Regions from separate parts of the Homo sapiens genome. Here region 2 is linked to region 1. Evidence: chromatin contacts called from ENCODE Hi-C or POLR2A ChIA-PET data. All regions are on one chromosome and are shown on one strand. The core of a region is the stretch at or near the end of the contact, and the rest is flanking DNA. Distances in the headings are between cores, read along the strand shown.

Region 1 (5,760 bases), core at 1,202-3,701:
ATTTTGTGTTCTACTAGAAGAAGACACACAGGGAAACAGGCAAACTATATAATATGATAGAAATGAAGTGACAGGGTGGCTCACGCCTGTAATCCCAGCACTTTGGGAGGCTGAGGCAGGCGGATCACGAAGTCAGGAGATCGAGACCATCCTGGCTAACGCGGTGAAACCCCGTCTCTACTAAAAATACAAAAAATTAGCCAGGCATGGTGGTGGGCGCCTGTAGTCCCAGCTACTCTGAGGCTGAGGCAGGAGAATGGCATGAACCCGGGAGGCGGAGCTTGCAGTGAGCCGAGATAGCACCATTGCACTCCAGCCTGGGTGACAGAGCGAGACTCCGCTTCAAAAAAAAAAAGAAAGAAAGAAAGAAATGAAGTGACAGGGAAAGTAGGGCACGGTAAAGGGAAATACAGAGTGCATGTGAGGGGTCTGGTAGTTTTACTAGGGGTGCTCACAGCAGGCCTCACTAAGTGGAGGACATTCGAGCAAACCCTTGAAGAAGGTGATGGAGGAGCCATTCAGGTATCTGGGGAAACAGCGATCGCAGCAGAGGGAACAGCTAGTGCAGGGGGCTCGGGGCTGAGTGTGCTCAGCTTGTTCTAGGAACAGCAAGGGATCAGTGTGGAGGGAAAGGGTAAGAGATGAATGAGATCAGGAATCCCCAGGAGAGTAGAATGTCAGATCAAGTGTTTGTAAGGACTTGTAAGGCTTTTACTTAGAGCGAAACAGTGAGCCAATGGAGGGTTTTGAGCAAAAAAGTACCATGTTTTGACTTCGATTTTATTTTATTTTTTGAGACAGATTCTCATTTTGTCACCCAGGTTGGTGTGCATTGGCACGATCTTGGCTCACCACAACCCAACCTCCGCCTCCCGGGTTCAAGCAATTCTCATGCCTCCAGAGTAGCTGGGACTACAGGCATGTACCACCACACCCAGCTAATTTTTGTATTTTTAGCAGAGACAAGGTTTCACCATATTGGCCAGGCTGGTCTGTAACTCCTGGCCTTAAATGAGCCACCCGACCTCACAAAGTGCTGGGATTACAGGCGTGAGCCACCGTGCCCGGCAGATTTTAAAAGAATCTTGGCTGGGCGTGGTGGCTCACGCCTGTAATCCCAGCACTTTGGGAGGCCGAGGCAGGCGGATCACAAGGTCAGGAGATCAAGACCATCCTGGCTAACGCGGTGAAACCCCGTCTCTACTAAAAATACAAAAAATTAGCTGGGCATGGTGGCGGGCGCCTGTAGTCCCAGCTACTCGGGAGGCTGAGGCAGGAGAATGGCGTGAACCCGGGAGGCGGAGCTTGCAGTGAGCCGAGATCGCGCCACTGCACTCCAGCCTGGGCAACTTTGAGACAAAGAGCGAGACTTTGTCTCAAAAAGAAAAAAGAGAAAAAAAAAAAAGGATCTCCCTCACCCCTGAATTGATAGAATGGATCAGAGGGCAAGGCTGGAACAAGGGAGAGGGGTTAGCAGAACTCTGCAATAATCCTGTGCAAATACTGGACCAGGGTGGTAGCACTGGAGGAGGAGTGGCAGACATCTGAGTCTAGATCTATTTTGCAGGTAGAGCCAACAGGATCTCCTGCCTGCCTTATTGGGTAGCGGGCAGAAGGGGGGCATTCATTCACAGCTGACTCCGAGTTCTGGCCTGGGGACTGGAAGGATGGAATTGTCAACAGCTGATGGAGGCAAAGCTGAGAGGGAGCAGGTTTTTGTGTGTGGAAGTGGGGTTGGCTCAGCTCAGACACGCTGACTTTGAGATGCCTGCTGGAGCTCCAAGGAAGAGGTGTTGGGTAGACAGTTCAGGCGAGGAGTCTGGAGACATAAATACATTTGGGGATCTTGAGCACATCAATGCCAGAACTTAATTGCATTTTATCTTGTTCAGTTAACCTAGGTGATGTCTGGACCGGCAAACAGAAATGGACTAGGCGGCTTGAACCCTATCTGAAGACTTTTGCTAGTTCGGCAGCCTAGAGCCAGACGGGGCAAGAAAGAATCGCTGCTAAGCGGAGTGGGAAAAAAAGGCCTCTTTCAGTGCTTTGCCATTTCATCTGGCCTAATTGCACACAACACTCGGTCCACGTTCATTCCACAATTCCACACGCATCCTTCACTCAACAAATAGCCATTGTATTTCGTTTCATCTTCAAAACAGGCTCAAATGGAGGAAATTAGGGTTAAAAGAAGTGAAGCACCAGCGAGGGTCAGGGGCAGAGATCGCAGCCCAGAAAGCTCTCGCGGTTGGGGGCCGGTCGTAGCTGGTTTTGTGAGTGGCAAGAGAACCCGGGTCGCGCCCCAACCCGCGGGGCGGCGGGCTGGGGTTCGGGGCGGCGGGCTGGGGTTCGGGGCGCGGCCCCTTTAAGGCCCAGGCAGTGATCTCAGCCGCGTCCGCCGCCCCGCCCTCCCCGGCGGCGAGCCCAGAGCGCATGCGCGCCGCGGCTGCACTCCACTGGGCCCGGGACGCGCCGGCGGCGGCGGAGACTCCGGGGCTGCGGCGCCGCCCGCCCCGCCCGCAGAGTCCGGCTGCCGCGCATCGTCCGCAGACGCCGCCACCGCCATGGGCTCCTGAGGTATCCCGCCTGGCCGGCCTCGCCCGGGAGCCCCAAGGGGGAGCTGCGACTCCCGAGCGCGGGGGGCTGCTTGTTTCGGAGAGGCCCGCGCGAGGGACGCCCGGCTTCGGCCGCCGGCTCCCGGGCGGGGAGGGCACTACGGAGGCCGGTGCGGCCGCGGAGGGAGGGGGCATCCGTCTCCCCACCCGTGCCTCCTCTCCGCCCCGCGAGGTCGCCCGTGGGTGTGCCCGCTCCCTTTCCACGCCAACGTGGCGGGGGCAGCTCCTGGAGTGTAATCGGACCTGTCCGGGGGGCGGCCCCGGGAGAGGGAGGCGGATGGACCAAGGCGCTTTGCAAGAGGGATTGTGTGCTCCCGGGTGGGTGTGCTGGCGACTGGCACGGCCGAGTGAGTGGGGGAGGCGTCCGTGCCCTGTGCGGGTGGCAGTGACCTGGGAGGGTGGTCGGCGGGGGGCTTTCGGGGCTGCGTCGTGAGTGGAGGGTGTACACGCCCGCCACACAGGTCCGCAGGTTTGGAAGGGGATCGACTGGGACCTGGGGCTCGAAAGATGTTTGCCCCCAAAGGGACCGTGGAGACTGGTTTTGGGTGTCTGTATCCTTCCCGTGAATTGTACATTTCCTCCTGGGCACACCCTTGGTACCTCGCTTGGATCCACTTACCTCCAGTGCTGGGTGGCTCCAGGCCAAGGCAAGGCAGTTATGCTGGGGGTTGGGCATGGATTCCCAATACATATCCCCTCTGGAGGTGTTGTATAAGGCCAGACGTTTTACTCCTCCCTCCTTTCCAGGGCATTTTGGGGCAAAGCAGGTATTTGCATGCCTGATACCTGTGGTGAGGTGAAGGCCATGTATTATTTATCTGACTGCTGGTGCTTTTGTAAGGAAAGAAGCAGCAATCTGTGCCCTGGAGGCCCTGCGCTGCAGAGTCAGCCAGGCAAACAAGCTCACCTGCACCTGCAGAGGCAGCGCAGGTCTCAGAGGTGTGACTTCGTTGACAGGTTATGCCTACAGTGTCCCTTTCCATCTACCTATTTAGCTTCCTTGGTAGAACCCCTAGGCTCTGCACCTCTGAACCTTGCCTAGGGTGCTGTGCGTATCAGAGTTGGGACCTGGGACGCTGGGGTGGGAGAGCCCCAGCAGCCAGGTATGTGTGCCCACCTGGACAGAAACATTTGATGCCCAAGCCATCAAGGAGCTCTCAAGCATGGGGGAATCAGATTTGGAAACAGGTGATCACGATGATGTGAAAAATACCAAACAAAGGAGTAGAAGGAGTACAGAGGCAGGTTCAGTTCCCGGGGAGGGGGATCGTGGCCGCAGGAAAGACTCCCTCATAAGGAGACGGTTGAGCTGAAGCCTGAAGGATGACTGACGTTCATCTGAGGCTTTTCTGCTTTCCACATATATTTTCCTGTGTAATTTGCACAGCAGCTGTGTGAGTAAGGAACAGTTGTCCCTATTTGCAGATGCGGTAAACTGAGGCCCAGAGGGAATTCATGACGTTCTTCTCCACGATACGTGGCAAGCCTGGATGGAATCATCCTTTAACCAGGACCTCTCTCTTGCTGCCAGATCTTGTCTTGCAACTTACTGAGCATCTACTATGTGCCAGGCACTATGCTGGGGCATAGCGGTCTGATGATCAATGGGACCTGGTGCCTGCCTTCTAGGGGCTCCCAGTGCTGGGAAGATGGACACTGATTTAGTGACCCCAATCTGGATACGAGGCTCCAATAGCTAATGTGGGTGGAGAAGGCGCTGTGAATTCCCCCAAAGCATTTGTGCAGTCGTTGGGATTCTGGATGTCTTATTTGTTGCACCCACGGTGGTGGTGGGTTATTCAAAGAGCCCCTTCTGAATTTCTCCAACCAAGTAGAAAGAAGAGCTTCGAGGCAGAAGGGTGAATGAGCCACTTGTCCTAGTTCTTTCCTATTGGCCGAGTTCTGTGAGCAGGGGCTTCTGTCCGGAGGCTGTTTGCTCCCTCTCTGTCTTAGAGGTTTTGCTCCTGGTCTCTGGCTGGCCTGCCCAGTCCCTCACCCTGAGAAGGGCTCAGAGCTATTTCCAGTCCCTGCTGTGCTCATTTTCTCTCTGTAAATTCCCTGGAGTGGAAACAGCCCCGGCAAGGCAGGGTACAGCTTTTTATTGTTTTGAAAACGAGTCACAGCTCTGGGCCTTTAGACTGGGGATCTGGTGTGGGAGTTCTGGAAGGCCAATAGCTGGGCCCCTGGGAGAGCTCTGTGTGGGGTCTGCACCAGGCCCTGCAGCCCCGGGTAGTAAGCACTCACCGAAGACCATGCTGCCCTGCACTGTGCTGGGGCAGCCCTCTAAAAGGTGGTTGGCAGAGGGAGCCCAATGTGTAACAAATATGTGCAAGACAGTGCCCTACTTGTGGTGGAAACAGAGGGCCCTAAAGGGGCCCAGAGGACAATAGGAACAACAGTCCGTTTATTGAGCACTTACTGTGTGCCAGGCACAGTTCAAAGCGCTTTCATGAATTACTGTATTTAATTTTCCTACCACCCAGTGTGGTGGGGGCTGTCACTGTCTGCATTTTGTAGGGGAGGCAGCAGAGAGTGGAACAGCTGAGTTTTGAACCAGTAGGTCTGACCTCAGAGCCCATGCTCCTCCCCCATAACCCTGGGGTGCTGGAAGTCGTCTTGGCCCTGAAGGACGAGGGGTGCTCCACCTATGAAGGAGAAGGAGGGCGTTCCAGGTAGAGGGAACTCCGGGCAGATGTGGAGGTCTGAGCTGCCTCACCTCTCAGACGCAGAGGCTTGAACTGCCTGTGACTGTGTTGGGTCTGTGTCCTGAAGACCTTTGGAGGCCCCGCCAAGGAGTTTGAACTTGATCCTGATGTCAACAGGGAGGCCTTGAAAGTTTCTGGAAGGATGTGACATGCTCAGCCATGTGTTATGGGGCAGTATTACCATCCCTTCTCATCCCTCCTTCATTCCTGCAGAGAACTTCTGGAAGACCAGGCCTTTGTTCCGTTGGCTTTCCTACAGCCCCTGGCATCGCTTTTAGACCCCGCCGCCTTTCTCTTGTTGTCTTCTAGCAGCTTTTGGTCTTGAAGACCCTGTGTGACTCAGGGCAGGTTCTGGAGCCCACTGTTGTAACGGTGTCTGCCCCACTGCTGACCCCTTGCCTGCTGGGAACTGGCTTCTCTGAGCTGGAACTTTTTTTGTT
Region 2 (5,667 bases), core at 238-2,737, 100 kb before region 1:
GCCATCTCCATCACATAAAAGTGCAAGGTAAACAGCAAGTGCCGTTGCAGAAGCAGCAGCAAGTTATCCAGAAGATCTAGCTGAGATAATTGATGAAGGTGGCCAAACTAAACAACACATTTTCAATGTAGACAAGATAGCCTTTTATTGGAAGAAGATGCCATCTAGGACTTTCATATTTAGAGAGGAGAAGTCAACGCATGGTTTGACATCTTCAAAGCACAGGCCAATTCTCTTGTTAGGGGCTAATGAAGCTGGTGACTTTTAAGTTGAAGCCAACAATCATTGACTATTCTGAAAATCCTGGGGCCCTTACGAATTATGCTAAATCAAGCAAGATGGGTGACTAGAGATGCCTGGTGCTCATCTCCCCTACAAGAAAGAATTGAGGCAAGAAATACACATCTAAGATTTGATTAGAATATCAAAGGGATAGTCCTGGAGTGCAGCAAAGGAGTGGAGACACACCTGTGGTGACTGGAAGTTGCCACAGCATGGAAGCACTCAGCCTGTGCAGCCCCTTCTGCCCCATCTGGATTGAATTGGCCCAGAGACAGGAGAGACTTCTCATTGCAGGGTGAAGGTAGGCAGAAGATCCCTGTCACCCCACTGCCATCACAAACACAAAGTCTTTACAACAGGAGAATCTCACAGTCTTTGCAAGCCCTCAGGCCAGTTTGGAGTATTGCCAAGAATTGACACAGCTGCATGTCCTGGACTAGGAGTACAAGGTGAAGACTTCCCACCCCCAGAGACTTAAGCTGCAGCAGCACAGCACCATCTTGAGACCAGAGTCATCTCTTGAGTGTGCCCTCCTCTGGGGGCAGTAGCCACTGTGCCTCTCCAGCACTGGAGCTTTATCTTCAGTACACCAAGCCCACATGGGTGGGTTAAAGCCACAATCCCAGCTGTGTGGAGGTTGGTCCCAGGACTGGCTGTAACTCAAGTAATGCATGCAGGGAAATCAACCCCCACCACCACACTTCCAGACAGAGGAATAATCTGCAGTCCCATCCAGGGTAAATTCACTCTTAAGACAGCCAAACCACTACATGCCCTCTCCCAAGTGGGAGAGGCCCCTAAGCCTCTGAGCAGCTGATACACCCCCAGGTCAACAGAGTGACTATGAGCCCATGCTCAGGACCTGAGAAACAGCCTTGCAGGCCCCATCCACCACAGACATGCTCCTGGCCTGCCCAGGAGCCCTCTGCCTTTAATAAGGGCCTGAGAAACAGTCCCACAGGCTGCCCCCAGCAGGCACACCACCGAGTGGGCCTTGCACCTGTCTCTCAGACCTGAGAGACAAGCAGCTGTGTATGCCCAAGTCTCAGGGCCAAGAAACAACCCTGGGAGCTTACTCTGGCCAGCAGACTGTCAGGCCAGCTAAGCAGCCACATACCTATGTCCCAGCTTGAGGAACAGCCCTTTAGGCCACCCCCGACAGAAACACTCCCAGGCCAACTAAGCAGCTGTGCGACCTTGCATGAGCCTGAGAAATAGTCCTGTATCCATTCCCAGCAGATGCACCTCCAGACCAGCCAATCAGCCATGAATGTCCATGTCCTGGACCTAAGAAAGAGCTCCATGGGCTACTCCCAGAAGACATGCCCTTAGGCCAGCCGAGCAGCCTCGTGTCCACATCCTGGCTCATAGAAGCAGTCCCCTGGGCTTCCCCTGGCAGGCACCACCCAGGCCAGCTGAGCAGCAGTGTGCCCACATCCTGAGCTAGAATAGCTCTATGGACTACCCCCAGCAGACACACATCCGGGACAGCTGAGAAGTCATTTGACTGTATCCCAGGCCTGAGAAACCCCCTTCTTGGCCAGCCCTGGCAAAGATATTTTCAGTCCAGCTTAGCAGCTATGCAGCTATATATTTGGCCCATGAGTTTCCCCCCAGCAGACTGGCCACAGGCCAGATGAGCAGCTGTGTACCCACATACCAGGTATGGGAAACAGCCCTTCAGGCCACTCCTGGAGTGCATTCTTCCAGGCCAGGCAAACAGCTGTGTGCCTGCATCCTGGGCCTGAGAAACTGTCCTGCAAAGCACATCTGGCAGTCATGCCCTGGTTGAGCAGCTGCATCCCCATGCTCCTGGCTAGAGTGACAGCACCATGGCCAGCCGCATAAAGCCATACTCCAAGTTTTCTGACCCACTGTGTGCCTGCACACACCCCTACCCTGCGAAACAGCCCAGTGAGCCCACCCCTGGCAAGGCTGCACCACCATCACTACAAACTTCCTTAACCTAGGCCACTGAGTAACTTGCAAATGTTACTAGTGTGGATCACAGCTGAATAAACTACATGGAGACTACACTTACTGCATCCATGTAGAACCAAGGCCAGTATACCCCAATGAACAGACATCCAAGACCCATTCATACAAATAAATTCATACAAGTAAACCTACTCCATAAAATTGGAAAAGGTGACTTTTTCACCAGATGCATAGAAATCAATTTAGAAACACAGCAACCGTGAAAATGCAAGAAAACATGTCACCTACAAAGGGAAATAGTAATTATCCAGTAATAGAACCCAATCATAAACATATGAAATGGCAGAAAAAAGAATAATCTTAAGGAAACTCAGTGAGATGTAAGGTAATACAGATAGACAAGTCAATGAAATCAGGAAAACATGATTTGAAAGAGAAATTTACTAAAGATACAGATATCATAAAAATAACCAAACAGAAGCCCTAAGAGCTAAACAGTTCAATGGATGAAATGAAAAAATACAATCAATGGCTTTACAGACAAGAATAAGCAGAAGAAATAATTTCTGAACTTGAAGACAAGTCTTTTGAAATAACAGGCAGGCAAAAAAGGATAAAAAAGAATGAAAAAAGCCTACAGGATTTATGGGACACCATTAATTTGATCAAATATTCATATTATGGGCATTCCAGAAGGAAAAGTGTAGAGAAAATATGAGGAAAACATATTTAATAAAATAGCATGAAACTTCCTAACTCTTGAGAGAAAGCTAGACATCTAGTTCCAGGAAGATCAAAGAACCCCAGATACATTCAACCCAGACATTATAGTCAAATTGTGAAAAATCAAAGACAAAGATATTTTAAAATAGCAAGAGAAAAGTAACACACTTATAATGGAATCCCCATTAGACTAACAGCTGATTTCCCAGCAGAAACCTTAGGCTAGAAGAGAATGGGATGATATATTCGAAGTTCTGAAAGAAAAAAAATCTTTCGGCCAAGAATATTATACCCAGCACAGCTATCCGTTACAAATGAAGACATAAAATCTGTCACAGATAAACAAAAACCAAGATAATTCATCACCACTAGACCAGCGTTACAAGAAATGCCCAAGGGAGTTTTACATCTGGAAGTAAAAAGATGATAACCACCATCATGAAAACATGCAAAACTTTAAAAGTCACTGTTAGAGTCAATACATAAAGGAGAAAGAGAAAGGAATGAAACCTTATCACTACAGAAAACTACCCAACTTCAAAAGTAAACAGGAAGAAAGGAATAAAACATATACAAAACAACCAGAAAACAATAAAACGTTGGAAGTAACTCCTCACCTACCAATAATAACTTTGAATGTTAATAGATTAAATACCCCATGAAGGATATAGACTTACTGAGTGGATTAAAAAATAAGATCCAACTATATTTTATCTAAAAGAAACTCACTTTACTGGTAAAGAAACACATAGACTGATAATGAAGGGATGGAAAAAGATATTCTGTGCAAATGGAAGCCAAAAGTGAGCAGGAATAGCTATACTTGTATCAGACAAAACAGAGTTCAAGTTAAAAACCATAAAAATTGACAAACAAGATTATTATGTAATAATAAAGGATTCAGTTCAGCAAGAAATATAATTGTAATATGTGTATAATTGTAAATATGTATGCACTCAAACACCAGATCACCTAGATATATAAAGCGAATATTACTGGATCTAAAGAGGGAGATAGACCCCATTACAATAAGAGTTGGGCACTTCGTATCCCACTCTCAGCATTGGACAAATCATCTAGACAGAAAATCAACAAAGAAACATCAGACTTAAACTCCACCATAGACCAAATGGACATAAATAACAAACATATACAGAACATCTCACCTAACAGCTGCAGAATACACATTCTTTTCTTCAGCACATGAAACATTATCCAAGATAGACCGTATGTTAGGCTACAAAACAAGTCTCAACAAATTCTATCAGGTATCTCATCTTACCACGATGAAATAAAACTAGACATTCATAACAAGAGGAACATTCAAAACTATACAGACATATGGAAATTAAACAACATGCCCTTGAGTTACAATGAGTGAAGAAAGAAATTAAGAATGAAATTTAAGAATTCCTTGAAACAAATGTAACTAGAAACACAATATACCAAAACGGGACAGAGCAGAAGCAGTTATTAAGAAGTATGTTTTTAGCTTCAACCATGTCCCTACAAAGGACATGAACTCATCATTTTTTCAGCAAACTATCGCAAGGACAAAACACCAAACATCACATGTTCTCACTCATAGGTGGGAATTGAACAATGAGAACACTTGGACACAGGAAGGGGGACATCACACACTGGGGCCTGTTGTTGAGTAGGGGGAGGGGGGAGGGATAGCATTAGGAGATAAAACTAATGTAAATGACGAGTTAATGGGCGCAGCACACCAACATGGCACATGTATACATATGTAACAAACCTGCACATTGTGCACATGTACCCTAGAACTTAAAGTATAAAAAAAAAAAGAAGTATGTTTTTAGCAATAAATGCCTGGATCAAAAAAACTAGAAAACTTTCAAATAAACCACTGAACAATTCTACCTCAAGAAACTAGAATATTAAGAACCAACCAACCCCCAAATTATTAAAAGGAAATAAATAATGAAGACCAAACAGAAATAAACAAATTTGAGGCAAAAATTACAAAAGGTTAACAACAAAAAGCAGGTTTAAAAAATATCAACAAACCATTAGCTAGACTAATTAAGAAAAAGGGAAGACCCAAATAAGTAAAATCAGAAACAAGGAAAAGAGACCTCATAACAGATATGACAGAAATAAAAATAATTATTAGAGACTATTATGAGCAACTCTACAATAAATTTGAAAACCTGGAGGAGGTGGACAAAATCCTTGACCCATACGACCTACCAAGACTAAACCAAGAAGAAATAGAAAAAAACCTGAACAGACCAAAAACAAGTAACGAGATTGAATCAGTAATAAAAAGGCTTTCAACAAAGTCCAGGACCTGATGGCTTCACCACTTAATCCTCACTTGTGAAAGGAAGAGTCATTTGCCACAGCAAACTTCATTGTTGTCCTATCTTAAGAAATTGCCTCAGCCACTCCGACCATTGGCAACCACCACTCTGATCAGTCAGCAGCCATGAACATGGAGGCAACGCCCTCCACCAGCAAAAAGACTATGACTTGCTAAAGGCTCAGGTGATCATTAGCATTTTTTAACCAATAAAGTAGTTTTTAATTAAGGTATGTACATAAGTTTTTTGAACATAATGCCATTGCAAACTTAACAGGCTACAGTGTAGGGTAAACGTAACTTTTATATGCACAGCAACCCAAAACATTAGTGTGAGTTGCTTAATGCAGTTTTTGCTTTATTGCAGTGGTCTGGAATGAAACCCACAATGTCTT

Evidence for each region. A loop is a pair of places that touch in the nucleus more often than their neighbours do. ChIA-PET counts read pairs that join two places held with the same protein, here RNA polymerase II (POLR2A). Pooled maps may share reads with other maps.
Region 2: a loop to region 1 is called in a pooled map, with 2.2 times the contacts of the local background. The contact joins the enhancer-like site here to the promoter of TMEM184B in region 1. A Hi-C loop is called at or near these places in 2 of 50 pooled maps. POLR2A ChIA-PET finds 5 or more read pairs at or near these places in 3 of 52 experiments (MCF 10A, Panc1 and activated B cell).

What each region holds. Positions count from the first base shown.
Region 1 is chr22:38,269,701-38,275,460 of GRCh38, reverse strand. It overlaps TMEM184B (transmembrane protein 184B), which reads left to right and starts at 2,451. Exons shown (of 9, transcript NM_012264.5): 1 at 2,451-2,577. RefSeq lists a silencer at 2,299-2,928 and an enhancer at 2,991-3,700.
Region 2 is chr22:38,370,376-38,376,042 of GRCh38, reverse strand. The region is part of intron 3 of TPTEP2-CSNK1E (TPTEP2-CSNK1E readthrough); the gene reads left to right. It also overlaps the pseudogene TPTEP2. Among named protein-coding and RNA genes, the nearest start is that of TPTEP2-CSNK1E, 26 kb to the left of the region's middle. Within about 2 kb of position 1,487, at least 6 of the 41 ENCODE cell types and tissues checked have a DNase peak (open chromatin) inside an H3K27ac peak, as active enhancers do.